Regions from separate parts of the Homo sapiens genome. Here region 1 is linked to region 2. The links are chromatin contacts, found by Hi-C or POLR2A ChIA-PET in ENCODE. All regions are on one chromosome and are shown on one strand. The core of a region is the stretch at or near the end of the contact, and the rest is flanking DNA. Distances in the headings are between cores, read along the strand shown. Region 1 overlaps ZEB1 (zinc finger E-box binding homeobox 1). Region 2 overlaps ZNF438 (zinc finger protein 438).

Region 1 (2,700 bases), core at 155-2,654, 420 kb after region 2:
ATTAGTGAGTCTCAAAAAATTGGGGCAATTCTGCCTTCTCTCTCTGCATCATTATTTTTCCTTCACTACTGGATCTTTTCCACCAACATACAAATAATGTTGAGTTTTTTCCCCCATCTTAAAAAAAATCTTACTCCCAGTTCTCCTTTAGTTACTACCCCATGTCTTTCATGTAAAGCCTATATCTCTGAAGTATGTAGTTGCCTGTGCTGTCTGAATTCAGTTCCTATAACCCCTGCCATTTCACCAGAATTGTACTTCTTAATGACTGCCATGCTGCCAATCAGATGGTCATCTCAGTCTTCCTCTTATTTGACCTGGCAACGGTGTTTAACACTCCTTGTTTGGCCTTTTAGATACTATACTACACTGTCCTGTTTTTTTTTCTCCTACCCCTCTGGCTGCTGCTTTTTCAATCTCTTGCTGATTTCTTCTTGCCTCCCCATCTCCAAATTGGGAATGCTCCAACATTTGGAATTTTGAGGCCTTTAAAACTGCATGTTCACTCCCTTAGTGACTTCATATAGTACCATGGCTTTATATGATCATCCATTTGCTAATGATCAGAAGTCCTTTAGTCTTTTTTTTTTTTTTTTTGATATGGAGTTTTGCTCTGTCTCCCAAGCTGGAGTGAGTGCAATGGCATGATCTCAGCTCACTGTGACCTCCTCCTCCGGGGTTCAAGCGATTCTCCTGCCTCAGCCTCCCATGTAGCGGGGATTACAGGCGTGTGCCAGCACACCTGGCTAATTTTTGTAATTTTAGTAGAAATGGGGTTTCACCATGTCGGCCCGGCTGGTTTTGAACTCCTGACCTCAGGTGATCTGCCTGCCACGGCCTCCCAAAGTGCTGGGATTACAGATGTGAGCCTCCGTGCCTGGCCCCTGTAGTCTTCTTAGAATGTAATATAGTAAACTGAATTCCTCATCTTTCCCCCACCAAAACCTCCTCCGGCAGTTTTTCCCATCTGAGTAACAGCACCTGCTGTCTTTTAATCAGCCTTGGTGTCACCAAGGATGCCTGTCCTCCTTTCATTCCACATATGATAATTCTTCACATTTCTGTTACCAAAATATTATCTTGCTTCTGTCCCAAAAATATTTCTGAGATTCAGTTATTGCTTACCATCTCTACTCCTACAACCCTGATCCAAATCACCTTCATCTCTTACCTGTATTGATGCAAAAAGCCTCCTGTAATTGGTCTTCCTGTTTTTTCCTGTTGACTTAACTTCAGTCCATTCTTAATATAGCAGGTAAAGTAGTTATATTTAAATATAAGCCATATTATGTCACTCTTTTGATGAAAATCCTCCATTGACTTTTCATCTCAACCAGAATAAAAACTAAAGTTCTTAAAATAGCCTACCAGGCTCTGTGCTCTGGGCTGTCATTCCCAGACAGCCACTGCCAACCACTCCTGCCTGCTCACACCCACTTTGCTCTAGTCATCCACACTGGCTTCTTTGCTGTTCTTAGAACATGCCAGGCAAGTTCTTGCTTTAGAGCCTTTGCACTGGTTGTTCTCTGTAATACTCTTTCCCTGTATATCTACAGGGATCAATCTCTCATTACTTGAGATTTGTACTTAAATGTCAATTTAATGAAGCTTTCTTTAGCCACTTGATCTAAAATTGCAGATTTCCCCTACTTCACCCCAATTCTCCTTCCTGCTTTATGTTTCTTTTCTTGAAGACCTGTTACCATCTACCATCCCATATATTTTACCTACTTTTTTCATTTATTTTTTGCCTTCCTCCACTAGAATATAAAGGCTTTTTGTTTCCTTTGTTCACTGGTCTGTCCTCAGCACATAGAAATATAGTGTTTGGCCCACGTTATACACTTAGTTAATATTGATGAATTAATAAATAAGTGGAATTTAAAAATAGCCAACACAAAATTTTAACATAGTTCAGGGATTTTTGAGAGCTCCTGGGATCATTGAATAAGCATTCAAATATTCCAGTAAATGACATGCATGGAGCTAAAGGTATTAGAAATATGACTGTATACATTGGTATCATTATATATGTAGAACTTTCTTTTTTGCACAGATCCTTAGCTTTGACCATTTATTCTATTTTTAAAGTGTGGAATACTAAAAAAAAATATTATTTGAACTTAAATATGATTACTATTTGAGTATGCTATGATGTGAATACTTTTTAAAAGAATCTTTTATCATTAAAAGTAGTCATTTAGTACAGTAGGAATTTTTTTACAAAAAAACTTATAAAATAATTTAAATTTCCAGAAGAGTTTCAAAGGCAGTACAGAGACTGAACTTTTCAGGATCCTTGTTCTGTGTCTTATAAGTTTTCATCTTCAAAAAGCATGGAACAAATACTAATTCAGCCTACCAACATAGCTTTTGTTAAAGTAACTGCTTTTTAAAATAATTTTTAAATACATAAAGCTACCAAATAATTAGTTTCAAATTTCATAATTATTTTTTCTTGACTATATGCATAACTGATTTAAATAGAGTCATAATCCAAATTTTCTCAATTATGACATACATTTCTTCATGTTTCATTATAGTCTTTTTAAATGACTAATAATAGACCATCTTGCTGATGTATCATTATTAATAAATTGTTTTCTTCCTGTTGGACATCTTAAGGCTGTTTTGTTTTACTGTTATTAATAATATGGTAGGTGATATATTTGTGCATATAACTTCTTGCATTTGCCTAAA
Region 2 (2,887 bases), core at 80-2,579:
GAGGAGAAATCTCTCTCTGTAACTTTTCCCCATTGATTCTAGCTATGACTTTCTGTAGATCTAAATCCAGTCCTTCTTATTCTTGAAAGCAATCCAAATTACCAAAACTAGGAATGCTAAAGCTGTAATATTTTTATTGTGACTCTACTGATACATGTGCTAGAGAGTCTTGGATATGCACTTTTCTTCTCTCTAAATCTACCTCCACTGGTACTAGGCTAAACTGGTTGGAGTGAGGGGTGTGGGATCACGGAACCAGGAGAAGCTAGCTGATTACAAATGGACTTGGGAGTATCTAAGGAATAGCAAGAAGGCATGTGTGGCTAGAGGAGAGTGAGCAAGACAGTGAGTGACAGGAGATAAAGTCAGCAGGCCTGTTAGAACATGTGAGACAACGTTTCATCCTGTGTGTGCTGGGTAGCCACTGAAGGGTTCTGAACAGAGGAATGACAGAAACTGTTTAACATTAAAAAAAAAAAAAAAAACACCTTTTACTCCTATATGGAGGACTGACTGGAGAGATACAATGAGGAGATAAGGAAGGCCGGTTAGAAGACGATATTATCACCTAGGTGACTTATGACAGTGACTTACAATAGGGCAGTAAGGGTGAGGAGTGGGGTAGGAGTAATTTGGGATACATTTTGAAAGGCAGGCATATAAGCCTTACTAATGGACTGGATGTGGGATATGGAATAAAAAGTCACACATGACTTTGAGTTTTTGGCCTGGAACAACTGGGTATATCACTTACCCAGGGAGAAAAGTTCAAGATTTACATTTTAGACATACTAAGTTTGAAATGTTTATTAGACTCCAAAATGGAGATGTTGAAAAGACATAAAAATAAGTCTAGAACTCATGGGAGAGACCAAAGTAAAGAAATTGTAAATTTGGGAGAACAGATGGCATTTAAAACATGGGATCATATGAGATCGTGTGGAAAATAAATACAGAAGGCTAAGGACTGAGCCCTGAGAAATGTCAACTTTTAGAGACCATAAAGAAGAGAAGATAGCAAAGGAGATTTTGTACTTTTATGACTCTTCCTCAAAAAGAAGTTAGAATTATTTTATGTCTACAAACTATGAAGTCCATAGCCAACCATCATAATCCTCTTCAAAAACCACTTTTTAGAGTCACATGCCTACTCTATTTCTGACTCCTGACCAACTAACAATCTGAATAGCTACATTTCACCTGTCAGCTGTTCAACTACCCCATCCCTGGTCTCTGGCATGTGTTGCAGTTTCTGGATCAAAGTTTTCACAACAGCTAGGAACTTCTAGTTGTCCAACAGTTACCAGGAGGCACGTGGAGAGCATGTTCCCCAGAGCTGCCAAAAGTTCTTGGCATATGATCAACGAAGCACACAATGAATGAGTGTTCAGCAATTAATCAGGTGACAGAGAACAACTGACATGTTAGGGGACTGCAGAATGAGCCAGAGTAAAGCTAGACAAGAAACACAAGTCCTTACTCCAGGCTGCTCACCCCAGGAGAATCCACTCTAGGTCACCCAGTGTGATCAGATATTCTTACCTAGAAAAGCTGAAATAATCCGAAGTTTACTACGTGTTTATGGAAACATGACAGCATTTCCTGGGAGCTGCTTATATCATGAACAAACAGTAGGTACTGTACATAATAGGCACTTGTTCTGTCCGCCTCCCCATCTCAGAATTAGACTGGAGACAGCTCTTCTCTCTCAGCCTCATCTGTAAAGGGAATTCCAGCCTATCTCATAGGTAATTATGAAGATTATATGAGATAATGTAAGTAAAGTGCCTGGTACATAGAAAATGTTCAGGCCGGGCGTGATGGCTCACACCTGTAATCCCAGCACTTTGGGAGGCCGAGGCAGGGGGATCATGAGATCAGGAGTTCGAGACCAGCCTGACCAACATGGTGAAACCATGTCTCTACTAAAAATACAAAAAAAATTAGCTGGGCTGGTGGCGTGCACCTGTAATCCCAGCTGCTCAGGAGGCTGAGGAAGGAGAATTACTTGAACCCGGGAGGTGGAGGTTGCAGCAAGCCGAGATTGTGCCATTGCACGCCAGCATGGGTGACAGAGCGAGACTCCATCTCAAAAAAAAAAAAAAAGTTCAATATATACTAGCTATTCTTATTTACACTTTGATGACCACAAATTACAATCAGCTGAATGGTAAGCATGTCCCTAAAAACAATACTTTTAATGCTCTTCTAGCACAGAATAATAAGTTTTTCTTGTTTGCTTGTTTTGTGTGAACTATTACATGATCAATGTAATTTAAACTTGGCCTGAGAAAACCATCCTTTTTCTCTTTCTTTTTTTTTTTTTTATTTTTGAGATGGAGTCTCGCGCTGTCACCCAGGCTGGAGTACAGTGGCGCGATCTCGGCTCACTGCGAACTCCGCCTCCCGGGTTCACACCATTCTCCTGCCTCAGCCTCCTGAGTAGCTGGGACTACAGGCACCTGCCACCACGCCTGGCTAATTTTTTGTATTTTTAGTAGAGACGGGGTTTCTCCATGTTAGCCGGGATGGTCTCGATCTCCTGACCTCGTGATCCACCTGCCTCAGTCTCACAAAGTGCTGAGATTATAGGCATCAGCCACCGCGCCCGGCCATCCTGTCTTTTTCTCAACTTCCCAACCAAGGTTAGCACAATCATGTTAAACAACTAAAAAATAGATTATAATTCTTTAACTATAATTCTATTAACATGAGACTGTTAACACCAATTCTGGCTAAAGACTACCAAGCAACACAGAAATTTCCAAGCCGGACAATTATTCTGCAAGAGTTATTCAGGCATGGGTCTGTTGTTTTAAGTGTCTATATCCTTTAAGTATAATATATTTATATTTCCCTTTATGAAATTTAACTAAAATCATTAAAT

What was found. A loop is a pair of places that touch in the nucleus more often than their neighbours do. ChIA-PET counts read pairs that join two places held with the same protein, here RNA polymerase II (POLR2A). Pooled maps may share reads with other maps.
Region 1: a map of gastrocnemius medialis shows a loop between it and region 2 (4-fold over the local background). The contact joins two enhancer-like sites. A Hi-C loop is called at or near these places in 1 of 168 maps with a recorded cell type or tissue (gastrocnemius medialis) and 2 of 50 pooled maps. POLR2A ChIA-PET finds 5 or more read pairs at or near these places in 1 of 52 experiments (PC-3).

The regions. Positions count from the first base shown.
Region 1 is chr10:31,398,412-31,401,111 of GRCh38, forward strand. The region is part of intron 1 of ZEB1 (zinc finger E-box binding homeobox 1); the gene reads left to right. Among named protein-coding and RNA genes, the nearest start is that of ZEB1, 81 kb to the left of the region's middle. Within about 2 kb of position 1,405, at least 7 of the 41 ENCODE cell types and tissues checked have a DNase peak (open chromatin) inside an H3K27ac peak, as active enhancers do; they include gastrocnemius medialis, where a contact is called at or near this core.
Region 2 is chr10:30,979,787-30,982,673 of GRCh38, forward strand. The region is part of intron 2 of ZNF438 (zinc finger protein 438); the gene reads right to left. Among named protein-coding and RNA genes, the nearest start is that of ZNF438, 51 kb to the right of the region's middle. Within about 2 kb of position 1,330, at least 13 of the 41 ENCODE cell types and tissues checked have a DNase peak (open chromatin) inside an H3K27ac peak, as active enhancers do; they include gastrocnemius medialis, where a contact is called at or near this core.